Regions from separate parts of the Mus musculus genome. Here region 2 is linked to region 1. Evidence: chromatin contacts called from ENCODE POLR2A ChIA-PET data. All regions are on one chromosome and are shown on one strand. Each heading gives the region's core, a stretch centred on a gene start or an enhancer-like site at or near the end of the contact. The rest is flanking DNA. Distances are from core to core; before and after follow the strand shown. Region 1 holds the start of Zfp867 (zinc finger protein 867). Region 2 holds the start of Zkscan17 (zinc finger with KRAB and SCAN domains 17).

Region 1 (7,722 bases), core at 1,734-4,233:
GAGATTCTGGACAGGTACAGGTCTAATTCTGCTCAGCTGCTTGTTGAGGCTCGAGTTCAACCTAATCCATCCAAACATGTCCCCACAGCCCATCCCCCTCACCACTGTGCAGTGTGTATGCAATTTGTGTGGAAGGAAAACCTGCTCTCTCTGGCCTGCCAACATCAGTTTTGCCAAAGCTGTTGGGAGCAGCATTGCTCAGTGCTTGTCAAAGATGGTGTTAGTGTAGGAATCTCATGTATGGCTCAGGATTGTCCACTTCGAACACCAGAGGACTTTGTATTTCCCTTGCTTCCCAATGAAGAATTGAGAGATAAATACAGGCGCTACCTCTTTAAGGACTATGTGGAGAGCCATTGCCAACTCCAGCTGTGCCCCGGTGCAGACTGCCCCATGGTTATCCGGGTACAGGAGCCTAGAGCCCGCCGAGTGCAGTGCAATCGGTGCAACGAGGTCTTCTGTTTCAAGTGTCGACAGATGTATCATGCCCCCACAGACTGCACCACAATCTGGAAATGGCTCACCAAGTGTGCAGACAACTCCGAAACAGCTAACTACACTAGTGCTCACACTAAAGACTGTCCCAAGTGCAACATCTGCATCGAGAAGAATGGAGGCTGTAATCACATGCAATGCTCCAAGTGTAAGCACGACTTCTGCTGGATGTGTCTAGGAGACTGGAAGACGCATGGTAGTGAGTACTATGAATGTAGTCGGTACAAGGAGAATCCTGACACTGTCAACCAGAGTCAGCAAGCACAGGCCAGGGAGGCCCTCAAGAAGTACTTGTTCTATTTTGAGAGGTGGGAAAATCACAACAAAAGCTTGCAGCTGGAGGCACAAACATACCAGCGGATTCATGAGAAGATTCAGGAGAGGGTTATGAACAACCTGGGAACTTGGATTGACTGGCAGTACCTACAGAATGCCGCCAAGCTCTTAGCCAAGTGTCGATATACCCTGCAGTACACCTATCCATATGCATACTACATGGAATCCGGTCCCAGGAAGAAGCTGTTTGAATACCAGCAGGCTCAGCTGGAAGCTGAGATCGAAAACCTTTCATGGAAAGTTGAGCGTGCAGACAGCTACGACAGAGGGGACTTAGAAAACCAGATGCACATAGCAGAGCAGCAGAGAAGAACCCTGCTAAAGGATTTTCAAGACACCTAAACTGGGCTGTGGCTGTGCCGGGGTGAGGAAGATGTAGCTGTGAGGCCGCCCGGCTGCCGTCCTGCAGGCTGCAGGCTCTGCCTTTCACCACCCAGGCAACAGCCAGGGCCCCACTCCTGAAAGACACTGGCAACACACCTCTTAGCCGATTTGTTTTCTCCTCATCTTTTTTATTTTTATTTCTACCAGGGTAGAGGCCGTGTTGAGCTGGCCTCTAATGAGGACTTTAAATTTCCCCTGGATGGTTGTTGGGCGGGAGGGGACTTTTTTTTCTGAATGGCTATTAATAGTATTAGATCATTACAACTTATGTAATTTTCAAAGGTTGTGCGATTATAAGGGAAAGAGGCAAACCATAGATAACACAGAGCCCGATTAAAATAAATTGGCATTGGAGTGCTTCACCCTTTAAAAAAAAATTATAGATGTGGCCCTTCATTAACTTCTATTCGAAGCTGGGCAGTGGGGGCGCATGCCTTTAGTCCCAGCACTTGGGAGGCAGAGGCAGGCGGATTTCTGAGTTCAAGGCCAGCCTGGTCTACAGAGTGAGTTCCAGGACAGCCAACATTACACAGAGAAACCCTGTCTCGAAAAACCAAAAAAAAAAAAAAAAAAAAAAAAAAACCAAACAAACAAAACTTCTATTCAACATTGCTATCTTAGAGGAGTGCCTTCCCTTTTAAAGCTCAGGCTAGCTCCTTGTTTTGGCCAGAGCTCTCTAGATGAACAGAGCTGATAGTATATATATAATTTATTAGAGTGCTTTACAGGCTGTGGTTCAGCTAGTTCGATACTAGCTGTCCCCCAACAGAGAGCTGTGGGCAACCCATGGGGACGGATGTCTCTGTTGGTCCTCAGTAGACACTGGAACCCTAAAGAAGTAGATTCTAATAGCAGCAAAGGCATGCTTTGGTGGCAGGGGAGACAGACTTGCCAATGGGAGGGGAGACAAGCAGGTAAGGAGCAGGAGCTTCCTTCTTCCACATTGCATCATATAGCCTGTCATGAAGGTGTGCTTCAGGGTTAGAGTAGGTCCTCTAACCTCAGATGATCCAGTCAAGAAAAATCGCTCACAAGCATTCCCAGCCTCTCGGGTTTTAGTTGATTCTAGACGTAGCCAAGGTGACAACCAACAATAGCCATTACAGTCCTCAAGCTAGGAAGATTATGACATCTAAATTTTTAAAAATGAGGGCTCTGGCTCAGTTGGCAGAGTCCTTGTTTAGAATACAAGAAGTCCTTAGCAGGATCCCCAGTGATGCATAATAGCACACATGTCCTTCTAGCACTCCAAAGATGGAGGCAAGCAGATCCGGGGGTTCAAGGCTGGCCTGAACTGTATTTGAGGCAAGCTACACGAGACCCTCCCTGTCTCAATGTATTCACAATAAAAATTTCAAATAATTGTCATGTTAGGAATTTCCAGTTGTAAATAGCATATGTGTGTGTGTGTATGTATATGTGTATATCTATCTATCTATCTATCTATCTATCTATCTATCTATCTATCTATCTCTATCTCTATCTCTCTCTCTATCTATCTATCTATATGTTATTGTTCCATGGATATGTTTCTGTAGGTAAAGTACAAGTGTGTCCTGTCCTGGCAGGGCCATTGCTAGAGTGCAAACAAATCTTGTCCCGTAAGTATCTCTCTGTCAAAGGTTAGATTACATCCCTAATCACTCAAGGATTGGGGGCGTGTCCAAACCCTTCGTCTATCAGAGTGGAATTGTCCAATCAGGCCGCAGCTCGAGCGGAGGGGCGGGGCAGGATGCTTTACTCTCGCGGTGTTTGGTTCTTTTCACTGTTTAGTTCTTGTTCAGGTTCCGTTTCTTCAGGTTCTATGTCTGGCTCACAGTTGTGTATGGTGGCTCCGCTGTAGCTAGCGTCCTTATGAGGTGCAGACGACGACGATGCGGGACAGCAGAAATTCGGAAATGGTGAGCGTTCCGGCCGACGCTGGCTACAGCCAACCAGTACCAGCCGCAGGGAAGGCCTCCGTAGCTGGTGTCTGCGGCCCGATCCCGGTGCTGTCCGGTGTCCTGGGTGTCCTGGGTCCCCTCGCTTCCCATCTGCCCTCGCGGCGGCCTGACCGACTCACCTCAGGACTTGGGGCGTCATGGCCGACCCACCTTAGGACTTGGGACGCTGGCTTCTTGGTTGTGGGTTCCCGCCCTTCAGCCATGGCTGGGCTTTCCCGAGTCTTGGAAAGTGGGGTCTCAATCTATTTACTCTTCGCCTGCCTGTCCCACGCCCCCGTGTTCACAGTGAAGTCCCAAAATTCCAGTCTTTAGGGCCGTCCCCCCGCTAGTCTCAGGACATCGATGGTTGGTTAGTAGGAAAAAGCCGAGAGAGATTTCGTCAGTGCGGGCACCGTAGAAGCGGGACAGATGAAGGGTCTAGGACACTCCTACCCCAATTGATCTTTGGACAGGAGCTTTAGGCTTAAATAGAGGAAGGCCAGACCAAAAAAAAAAAAAGCTTAAACACAGCAGCCTAATGTAAGGTGGGCCCCGCCCATCTTTGTCTCCGCTCATTTGAGACCTGAAGGGGACTAGGTGTTTCTCTGGAGATAGCTCCTGCTTCTGTGAAGGGCTGTCCTTCCATGAATCCTGGGTGACTGCAGGTTAAGGACCATAACTTATCTCTGTGCCCTCAGCGGCAGAGTGAAGGCCGGGATGCCAGGCGGTCATCCCGCCTTTATTTGTGGCTGTATGTGGATACACACACGTGTGTGGGTGTCTGAGGAAGTCAGAAGACGGTGTCAGATTCCCTGGAGCTAAAGGTATGGGCGGTTATGAGCTGCCCCAAAGTGGTTGCTGGAAACTGAACTCCATCCAGCTTTCTTCAAGAGCAACAAATGCTCTTAACCACTGAGCCATCTCTGCAGTGCCCCCCGCCCCCAACAGTTTCAGTACCAGTATTTTCAAATGCCAACTTCTACTGTAAAAGGTTTTAAAAGTGACAACCATTACTGTTTATTTTCGTTGCTAAATAAATAGAAATTGACACAATATCTTTTTCATTTCCTATTAGTAATGGTCCCAGGTTCAGAACTGCCAGATGCTGACAAATTTCTTATAGCTGCCATATGTCCTAGCCTAAAGTTGACCTTTCATCATCCACTTAGACAGCAGCCTGAGATCTGGGGTGAAACCTCTTCGAGGAGCAGCTAGAGGACCTGGAGCTGGAGCAATCGAATAGTCCTCATCTCAATAGTTCATTTTTTTCCTTGTTTTTTAAATACTTATGTATATGAGTACCCTATTGTTGTCTTCAGTACACCAGAGGAGGGCATCGGATCCCATTACAGATGCTTGTGAGCTACCATGTGGTTGCTGGGAATTGAACTCAGGACCTCTGGAAGAGCAGTTAGAGCTCTTAACTGCTGAGCCATCTCTCCAGCCCCCTCCTTTTTTTTTAAGATTTATTATTATACATAAGTACACTGTAGCTGTCTTCAGATGCACCAGGAGAGGGCATCAGCTCTCATTACGGGTAGTTGTGAGCCACCATGTGGTTGCTGGGATTTGAACTCAGGACCTTTGGAGGAGCAGTCAGTGCTCTTACCCACTGAGCCATGTCGCCAGCCCCCCCCCCTTTTTTTAAAGGATTTATTTATTGTGTATACATCTTCTGCCTGCATGTATGCCTGCAGGCCAGAAAAGGGCAGCAGATCTTATTATAGATGGGTTGAGGCACAATGTGGTTGCTGGGAATTGACTTCAGGACCTCTGGAAGAGCAGGCAGTGCTCTTAACCGCTGAGTCGTCTCTCCAGCTCCGTAGTTAATTCTTAGGGACATTGTCTCCCTCTAAGCTTAGCTCCACTCCTAGGAATCATTGTTTAGTTAGGTGCTGGTGAATGTGGGCCTCAGAGCAGCACTTCCTGCCATCTCCAGTCTCTCAGTTGTTAGGGGAGAAAACCTTCTCTCAAGGGATTAGAAAGAAAACCTCCAGCGCGCAGTGGGGCAGAAGCTGACACTGTGTTTGAGTCAGTCCAGGGTCTCCCGAGGTGTGGCTGGTGAGGTTTTCAGCAGCACTAGGGTGAGGGAACAGCCTTTTTTGGCACTTGATCCTGACAGGTCTGTCTGGTCTTCAGGACTTGCCCCCTTTTTTATAGTCATCACCTTGAGATCGTTGCACATTTATTTGAATCTCAGCTTTTCAATAAGTATGAATTGTACTCAGAGCTGAATAAGGTAAATATTCTTTTGAGACAGGGTTTCTCTGTGTAACCCTGGCTGTCCTGGAGCTCACTTGGTAGACCAGGCTGGCCTGGAACTCAGAGATCCACCTGCCTCTGCCTCCCGAGTGCTGGGATTAAAGCTGTGTCTCTCAGCAAGGTGGATATTCTTGAAGCTAGCAAGAAGTAGTTTTCAACAACAACAAAAAGTAGAGCTTCACTTCCTCTGATTTCTTTTTAACTCTTTGCTTCCCCTAGCATAAGCAGTAACATTTCTGGGATGTTTTGATTGGGGCAAGTCAGGGGGTGTCATATGGGCCTAGACTCACAATTGAGAAAACTTTAGTTTCCCATCGTTGTTGTAAAAATGAATACATTTCCACAAAGTACGTTAGATGAACTTGTAAATTACTAAGTTGGCTTTGTTGTTGTTGAGATAGGGTCTTGCTATGTAGCATTAACTGGCCTGGAACTTGCTGTGTAGACCAACAGGTGGGCCTCCAGCTCAGAATCGCCTGTCTCAGCCTTGAGAGTACTGGGATTAGAAGGATGTGCTACCAGACTAATATATATAAAACATTGTCTCAAAAAACAGAACTGAGTGTCTGGAGGATAGGATTGAAAATGATCTTCTAAGTAATTCTTTTATCTTCTCTTTTTTTAAACCTAAGTATAGATTTGTCAATTATAATCATGTTCACAAATAGCTAGTTTTTGCTATAATGCATTATTTTCATTTGATCTATTTTTATTATTTATTTGTGTGAGTTTGTTTGCATGTGTCTAAGTTAGGGTTTCTACTGCTGCAATGAGATACCACCAAAAAGCAAGTTGGAATGGAAAGGGATTATTTTGCTTATCCTTTTATACACTGTGTTTCAATGAAGGACATCAGGACAAGGACTCGAGCAGAACAGCATCCTGGAGGCAGGGCTGATGCAGAGGCCATGGAGGGTGCTGCTTACTGGCTTTCTTCATATGGCTTGCTCAGCCTGCTTTCCTATAAAACCCAGAACTACCAGCCAGGGATAGCATCACCCACAATGGGCTGGGCCCTTTCCTATTGATCACTAATTGAGAAAATGCCTTACAGCTGGATCTCACAATGCCAATTTTTCAAGTGAGATTCCTTTTTCTCTTATGAATCTAACTTGTGTCAAGTTGCCACAATACAGCCTGCATGCCAAGGTGTGTGTGTGAAGTCTGAGAACAGGTGTAGAGTTAGAAATTGAAATCATACCATCAGCATTAGATAGAGCAAATGCCTTCCTTACCTTCTGAACCATTTTGTTAGCCCAATTAATTGATGTATTTATTTCTTGGAACTTTCTGTGGGGTTGAAGATATACACCATCCTGCCTAGCTTTTATTAATTTTGTTTTATTTCTTGAGGCAGGGTCTCATGTATCCCTGGCCCATTTTTTTTTTTTTTTTGTTAAAGACATATCATTTATTTTAAATTTAAATTATTTTGATTATGTGCATGCAAGAGTTTGTGCACCAGTATTGTGCTTGTGGAGGCCAGAAGAAGGTTTCAGGTCCTCCTGGAACTGGAGTTACAGGAGCTGACAGCTCCCTGATTGGGTGCTAGGAATGGAAGAATGAAGAACAAGGGAGCCCTGTATCAACAACCCAGGGAAACTGAGGAGGTGCCAATAGAGTCGCAATCAAATCAAAAGGGAGCTGGAGTGATGCTTTGCTGTTAAAAGTGTATACTACTGTTGTAGAAGACCCACGTTTCTGGAAGTGAATTTGATGCTTTAAACTTTCCCTGTGTACTGGCTATACTGTATTCCACAATTTAAACTTTAAACTTTTCCTGTGTACTGGCTATACTGTATTCCACAATTTAAACTTTAAACTTTTCCTGTGTACTGGCTATACTGTATTCCACAATTTAAGATTCTTTTCCTTGAACTAGTCGGGTTCCTTCAGATGACTCTCTGTCATCTGTCCACGTGTGATTTGGCACTTTGTGATTTAATTTCCAGTTCGGAGGTTTCTAACAGCATTTCTGTTACTGCTCACTATTTAATGCTTCCATGTTCATTGAGTACTTTGTGTGTTTGCTCACTCAGATCTGGTCTATCATTTAGTTTTGCTGTTGACTAAAGGGTTCCAGAAATAACACTGAAATCCTGCCTGATGTTGTTGAATAACACTATTACCATTACTGCTTTCCTGTCCATTTAGAGCTGTCAATTATTGATAAAGAGTAGTTTGGTATCTCTAACTGTAATTATGAATTTCTCTATTTTGCATTTTAATTCTAGAAGTTTTCCCTATGTGATTAGCTGTCTGTTTTATGTTACACACATTAAAGGCAGTCAGTCGCTCATTTAAAACATCCTATTTAGTGAGT
Region 2 (7,722 bases), core at 2,258-4,757, 34 kb before region 1:
TTTTTGTTTTATTGCTTACATATAACTGCACAATGAAAAATTTACATTTAAAAAACTTACTTTATTACAGTAACACATGTATAAGCACTAGTGAGACAAATGAGTCCCCTTTGAGGGAGTGGGGAGTTAAACTACTGGTTAAGGGTGGTATTACTCTAAAAGATAATGAGTTCTAAAGGAGGCTGGAGGGAAGCAAGAGGACCAGGAGGAGGGGAGAGAAGTGAGAGAGAATGAGTATGAGAGCTCAGGTAAGATCAGTGACACTACGGAGGCAGCTAGACGCACAGGATCACAAACATCAGAGGAACATGTAACTTAACCTCTTGGAGTCATACAAAAGAATAGAACCAATTGTATACAGCAAGGAGAACGATAAATACTTTGAGTATCCCGTACCTGCCAAAATAGATCAGCAATGAGCTCCAGCAAGTCCTAAAGATTCAGGACCTGAGGTGGCTACAGCACAGCTTGCACATGCATCCAAATGCGATCCCTGCAAATGTGGAAGAATCAGACACATTGTTTGGGAACCCTTGTCAAGAAAACCAGTTCCGTCTATTGGACCTAAGATATTCAGACATGTACTGTGGCTTAAGAGTAATAAAACTCAAATTAGCAGTTTCTAAAGCCCAAGATACAGGTATGATAAAAGACACATATATAAAGTATTTTGATTGTATCTGCCTCCATTCCCCTCATTTGCCCCCTCCCAGTGATCTCCCAATTTTTCTCAGCTTCCTTTTACTGTTCGCCAGTCCCTGGTGGTATTATTTCCTTCCCTTTTCTCTGTTTTCCTATGCAGGGTAGCCCTGGCTGTCCTAGAACTCGTGCTGTAGACCACCAGCTCTGTAGACCTTGAACTTGCACGGATGCGCCTGCCTCTGCCAGGATTAAAGCTGTGCGCCACACCACCCTGCTCCCTTCTAGCTGCTTATAGTTGGGTTTTCTTCTTAGGTTCCTCTGTGTCACCCCCAAGTTCTACCTCAGTGACCCGGCTAAACTTCTTCCTTTCCCTGTTTCAGAGAAGAGCTGGCCAAAAGGATCTAAAGGCCAAAGTATCTTTTCTGGGAGGCCAGTTCAAACTGGCTAGATCTACGCTAAGTTAAGGTGCCATGAGTCTTTAATCATCTGTAGCTAAGCAATGTCTCCAATCTCCTGACAGTTAATAATTGCCAAGGATCACAAAAGGAATAAAAAGGGACATCGGATTTTCTGGAAATTTTCCAGAATCCCCAGGAAAAAAAAAGTAATATTCCTATTTTGTTAGTTGGTGCCCCCACCTTCCTTAGTTTTTGCCCCTTGAGATAAGAGTCTAGCCTGGGCTGCCTTGCTACTAGACATGCAGCACAGCCCAGGCTGGCCTCCAGCTCTCCGTCTTCCTGCCTCAGCTTCCCAGGTGCTGGGACTCACAGGCATGCACCCAGGCAGTCGGCCCCCCTCAGTTACACCATAGCTAGAGTACTCCCATGGCCAAGGGGTAGGAAGTTGACTTTCAAGTCTGTTTCCCATTCTTGGCAAGAGTCAAAGTCCCGGGCTGGAGAGATGGCTCAGTGGTTGAGAGCACTGACTGCTCTTCCCGAGGTCCTGAGTTCAAGTCCCAGCAACCACATGGTGGCTCACAACCATCCATAATGAGATCTGATGCCCTCTTCCAGTATGTCTGGAGACAGTTACAGTGTCCTTACATATAATAAATAAATCTTTAAAAAAAAAATCAAAGTCACACTCATTTTAAGGCTGTCACTCTGATGGCAACAGAGATGGGGGGATCATTGGGACCACAGAGCAGGGTTTACAAGTGTCATCAGGTACTTCACCCACAACTCCTGACAGAACCCTGCTTGTTACAGAGTGAAATGCCTTTCTGTGGCTGCCCCAGGGCCCCATCACCTCAACTCCTTCATTTCAAAGACCACCTTTGCCAGGATGCCTGACACACCTGACTCCTCAATACAGCATGGTAACAACTCTCAGGCTCTGCTCAGAACTCAGTCCTGAGGTTGCTGTTCTGATTCAGTTTCCCCGTGGCTCCACTGACCAGAGCTCTGCTCACTATTCGCCCTTCCGATGGTCAGTGGGGTGCACAGATGCGCCCAGGATCTGGATGGGAGTGGCAAACTGCAGCTGTCTTGCAGACTCTCAGTACATATTCCCTGAATAGCCTCACAATGAAGCAGACAGCATCAGTCTCCTGTATGAGGGAGGTACCTGAAGCACAGAGAGGTCACGCAGGCCTTAGATCACCTGACTGCGCCTTGATGGGTGTGATTTAACACAGGTGCTCCGATTCCAGTCTATTAGTCCCTATTCCAGGTTCTATGCAGAAGAAACACAGAAAGAAGGCATATTAGGAGTCATTGGCGGCTTCTGAACAGCGAGAGGGGACCTAAATCCTGAGAGTTGTGAGCTCAGGGGGAGAAACTAAAGGGAAAGTGTTTGTGGGGGGAGAAAAATCCCATGTATCAGCCACCTCCTGGCGCTGCATTTTACCTGCGTGAGGGCTCCAATAAGTGCGCCTCTGAGGAATCCAAGTATTGAGCAGCCACCAGGCAGGAGCCTAAACAGCAGCCCTTCGGGATACACAACTGGACTAATCACTAGGCTTGACTCCCCAACGGGGTCTTTGGTCATTCCAGGCTGTGCTTCCTGGCTGGTGTTTTTGAAAAGGGATTGGCATGGATTTGTAAGTCTAGGTGGCTCCTATTGCTCTCTGTGAGCCTTAAGTCCCAGCCTTGGGTGACCCTTGCTTGCTCAGCGTTCTTCTGCACTTGGGGAACAATCATCCACTTGACTCACCTCCTAATGTCCCAAAACCTCGACCCTTAACTCCATACCTACTAGTCGGAAGAGATTGTCCCAGTCCCAATTATTAGAAGGAAACGGAAGCACGAAGTCTGCCGGTGGTGGGGTGTCTCTATCAAACCACCTTCTTTAAGGGTGACTTCCTACCATGTACCTTCGAAAGAGAACCAGAAAGGGGAAAAAAAATCAGCACAGTAGCTCACTTCTAGGCAGATTTTTCTTTGCTTCCTCCCTTTGACAGTCCGGCTCCATTGTCCAGCCCGAGGGAACTGAGGGAGGATTTGGACTCTACTCAACACAGGGTAGATGAGGCAGGAATAGGTTCCAATGCCCTAGTTCTTGGTCACCTCTCACTCTCCGTGACTTAAGTCACTCTGTCCTGTGTTTATGCATTAAGCCAGCGACAAGCTCCCCAACTCATACTCTCAGGATTGGCAACCTTCTCTCTCCGTACTCACCAGGACTATCCTGGTGCTCAGAGGGACCCAGAGTGCTACAGTCTTCCTTAAACAGAGAAATCGTAGATCATCTCCATGCCACGAAGCCGCGGGCCGCTGCTTCGGCGAGCACCGTGGATCGCTGGGTCTGCATTTCTCCAGTCCTACCGATTTGGGTGGCTCTGGCAGCGTTGGCTTTGAAATGGAATTGCGGCTGGAAGGGATTGGGGCACAACAGCACACACGGGATGCAAATGGTCACTGGGAGATCCCCTTACACCTCATCCCTCCTCCTCCCAATTCTGGCATTTCGCCAGCGCCGCCAGACCAGCCCTTCCCTGCGCCCACACAAGAGGAGCAGAGAAGAGCAAAGCCCCAAGCCGGCCTCCCTGGCTGGTGGCCGCGCGAACTGGCCCCCAGCGCCCGGGTCCCGCCGGGGCGCGCGCGCGCATCCCGAGCCCGCTAGGAAGGCCCACAAAGCTAAAGCCCGGGCCCCGGGCCCAGGCCGGGAGAGCACGGAGCGGGGCGGGGCGGGGCGGTCCAGGCGGGCCGGGGGTGTCGGATGTCACCCCCCCGCGTACACCTCGGCCAGGAGGCGGGGAAGCGAACCACTGAGATGAGGAGACCTCCTCGGTCCTAGAGCGGTGCAGGAAGTGTCCCAGGGGAGGGAGCCGGAGGGCTCCGGCCTTTCCTTTCCGCGGCGGCCCGGCCTACGCGGCCCGCCAACCGGGACGCTGCGCAGCGGTGAGTATACTGTGGCCCGGCTTCCCATGCCCCGCTGTCTGAACCCGGAACCCGCTCCCCACTTCCCGCGCTCTGATCCCCAGCCCGCGCCTGGGTCCTGCTCCCTGTTCTCCTCTTCCCGCGTCCGGGCCCAGATCCCTGCTCCCAGAGCCGCGTCCTCATAGGTGCCCTCGGGGATGAAGCAATACAATTCTCTTCCAGGCGTCTCCCTTCGCTCCCAAGCCCAGCTGATGCATTCTAGAGGATCCCGAGACAGGGTTGGCCTGGCCAGGGACCGAGTCTGGCCCATGCATTGGAGCCGCCTCTGCCAAAACACCAGAGAGACCGAGCTGGAAGGTGAGGATCTGCTCGCCTGCTGTCCCGGGCTTCGAAGGAAAGAGCCAGCAAATCTGAAAGAGTGGAAGCGACAGAAACCCCATAGTTCTCCTGGCCTAAAACACCCTCCTCTTCCTCCTCCTCCTGCTCTTCATTCCTTCCCTGGGATCCTGCGCCTTCAATAACTGCTTTGGGCAAGCCCCGCCCCTGCGGGAGCCCTCCCCTCCCTAACGGTAGTTCATTCATAAAGCTTCCGCTCCCGAGGCTCCTGCGCGCCAGGTGCCAGAGTGACAAAGAGGCACACGCTTGTCTGGCCTAGGGCTCTTTGAGAGCAGTCCCCCAGCAGAACCGGGTGCTGAGGGTGGGACCCTGGACACACTATCCTAAGTGTAGACCTGAGCCATTCAGGGCCCAGCAGGTGGGAGACAGTGGGCGGAGGAAGCAGGAGAGAGCGGGCGGGGCCCGGATTGGGTTCTTAATACGGGAGTAAGACGTGAGAGTAGTCGAGGTTCACAGCCTGTTGCTTTCAGAAGCTCGCGTCGGGTGTCTGCCTTTACTTCGGCAATCAGAGGAATACAGAAAAGTTGAGGTTCCAGGTTGTTATTCGGTTGCTTGGTGGCTTTCTGGTATCGCTTGTCTTCCAGCAAAGTGGTGCTGCCCCGCTGGGAGTCTCTTCCAGGTGAGGGTGTAAAGGGCCAGGCAGTGAGCGGCCCTGCCTGGGCTTTTCCGGAATCCCGAGAGCCCAACTCGGTGACTCCGTTTACCTTTTCTCCGAGTGTTCCAAAGTGTGGGTCAAGTGGAGAGACCGTGATATACTGTGCCCCTGGTGTGTTTGCTGGATTGTGTATGTGATAGTCGGGCTGAAAGCCTGGCGGTGACTGCCTCCTCTCTCATGACCAGGAAGGGCCACAATGTCACTATGTGTACCACTGCCTTAAGGAGAATCTGGAGAAAACAAGGGATAGGCTCAGACGGAACACTAGTAGCTTTTTTTTTTTTAGCCACATTTTTAGGTACTAAAATATAATTACATAACTACCCCCTTCCCTTCCCTCCAGCCCCTTTTACTCACACACACACACACACACACACTTATGCACGCACCTGCACACTTAACTATATAACAAGAACTTAAAAATTTTTTTTGAGATTTAAATTTTTAATAACATGTATACCTGTGTAGATATCTTTGTGTGAGTCTATGCCCTTGGGTGCGGTGCCCATGGAGGCTCGAAGAGGGTGTGGGAAACACTTACAGGACTTTGTGGACAGAGGGAAAAGTAGTGTGTACTCTCAACCAACCACTCAGCTGCTTCTGCAGCCCCTGTGTTGGACCAGGTGCGTGTAAGGCTTGTCATAAAGCACTGTATGGGGAAGAGGCACAGTCTTAGCTGCAACTCTGACACTGAGCTGTACCCCCAGGCCTAGCATTGGTGGTTTTAAATACAAGTCTTACTTTAACGCTCTGAGTTCCTTCTGTACCTGGGAGTTTTTGTCCTTGCCAGCACAGAGTGAAAGTTTCTGTCCCTGGCAGAGTGACATTGTTCCACGGTGGTCTTGCATAACTTCCCTTGCATATTTTTTTTTCCTCCAGTTCAATTTGTGAAGACCTCAAGAACAGAGACGGTGACTTCGACTCCAAAGCTTCAAGATTGTGGCCTGCTGGGGCTATTATCCTCCAGGAGGACCTGTCCATCAAAGGTATCACAAACCTTGGTTACACATAGATGCCTGTGGCCTCCTTGTTCTCCTGGGGTACTGGGAATGCCAGTGTCCTGTTGAATCGCCACCACTTTTCTCCCAAATGCCCTGCCTTCTTTACTGCCACATGTTAGGGGACTCCTCATGGAGTGATGGCTTGTGGGAAGGGTCATCTTTCTTTCGGTTCCCATGTGTAAGGACCAGCCACACCAACACTTCGTACATTTCCCAGGAATTCCTCAAAGGGCTGGTCTCCCATGGGCTCTGCCTAGCACCCCCTCAGAAGTGGCCACAGGAGACCAGAGCATTGAAGCCAGTGATTTCTGTTTGGAAATAGGGTCGTCTTCTGCCGCTGACCCCCATCAAATCCCATCATGCCCACAGCCCTGTGCCCACGAGTCTTGGCTCCAAAGGAAAGTGAGGAGCCCAGGAAAATGAGGAGTCCTCCTGGAGAGAACCCCAGCCCTCAGGGTGAGCCTCCCAGCCCAGAGTCCTCTCGACGCCTCTTCCGCCGCTTCCGCTACCAGGAGGCCGCAGGCCCTCGGGAGGCCCTGCAGCGCCTCTGGGAGCTGTGCCGGGGCTGGCTGAGGCTCGAAAGGCACACGAAGGAGCAGATCCTGGAGCTACTGGTGCTGGAGCAGTTCTTGGCTATCCTGCCGTGGGAGATCCAGAGCTGGGTGCGAGCCCAGGAGCCTGAGAGCGGAGAGCAGGCTGTGGCTGCAGTAGAGGCTCTGGAACGGGAGCCAGGGAGACCCTGGCAGTGGGTGAGCACCGGGCGTCTGGGAGAGGGGAGCCCTTGCTGACCCTGTGAGACTTCTGACCCCAGATGAGAAATTCTGTCCAGACCCAGTTTGCTTTCTTTCCTAAGAAAGCAAACATTACTCTCTATGAAGTCTAAGTTGAGATGATTGTTACCCATCAAGTCCATGGATGGCAAGACCAGAAAGGGAGAAGGCCTACACAGATCTGTGCAGAGCCTATGGGCCGGGCTTTATCATACTCCTCTCTCTCTACCTGGCCCTGATCTGCTGCTTTCTGGGATTGCAGCTCAAGCACTGTGAAGACCCGGTGGTGATTGACGATGGCGACGGGCCTGCTGCGCCTCAGGACCTGGAACAAGAACGAATGTCAGCAGAGTCCCAGAGCTACCCTGATGCCCCGCCTGGGGCTCTAGTACAGGGCACTGGGCTTCTAAGCAGATCACCAGGCCAGCCTAGCGAAGACTTAGGTATGCAGTCTGTAGTGTGAGCTTGAGAGTTGAATTATACACTACCAGTGTGCTTGGGTGTTGACTAAAGTGATGGCCTTTTTACATTCTGTTTTCTCGTCTCCTCTGAACTGTGCACGATTACTGTGTTCTGGGTCTTTCTGCAGAGCAACCGACACAGAGTCTCTTGGTATTGAGTCCTCCCAGAGGGAAGGCCTGTGTGAACAGATGGTGTGAGATTATATGGTCTTCTTTCTTTGAGAGTATTCTCAGTGGAGACAGAGAAAGTCACTGTAGAACCAGGACCTGTGGCCTGATCTGAGCATGGCTCTGTCTTCTGTTCTCTCGAAACCACATTTTCTTGGCTAGGTTACTCTGCAGCTATAAGAACATCTAAAATCCCCTGGGAGAGAGCAGTAGCCTCTCCTGCAGATGGCTCCAGTGCCCTGTGGCAGGGTTTGAGTATCTGTTTAAACCATCCAACAGCTGCAAAGAGGGGGGAAGTGTTAGACTCAA

What was found. ChIA-PET counts read pairs that join two places held with the same protein, here RNA polymerase II (POLR2A).
Region 2: POLR2A ChIA-PET joins it to region 1 with 12 read pairs in embryonic stem cell. The contact joins the promoter of Zkscan17 here to the promoter of Zfp867 in region 1. POLR2A ChIA-PET finds 5 or more read pairs at or near these places in 3 of 5 experiments (Patski and embryonic stem cell).

What each region holds. Positions count from the first base shown.
Region 1 is chr11:59,467,735-59,475,456 of GRCm38, reverse strand. Zfp867 (zinc finger protein 867) reads left to right here and starts at 2,983. Exons shown (of 4, transcript NM_178417.3): 1 at 2,983-3,116. The coding sequence starts at 3,090. It also overlaps the pseudogene Gm12263.
Region 2 is chr11:59,502,425-59,510,146 of GRCm38, reverse strand. Zkscan17 (zinc finger with KRAB and SCAN domains 17) reads left to right here and starts at 3,507. Exons shown (of 10, transcript NM_172941.4): 1 at 3,507-3,983; 2 at 4,185-4,319; 3 at 5,893-5,999; 4 at 6,337-6,763; 5 at 7,047-7,227. The coding sequence starts at 6,374. 4933439C10Rik (RIKEN cDNA 4933439C10 gene) reads right to left here and starts at 4,494. Exons shown (of 5, transcript NR_015585.3): 1 at 3,261-4,494; 2 at 2,835-2,956; 3 at 2,209-2,316; 4 at 397-493.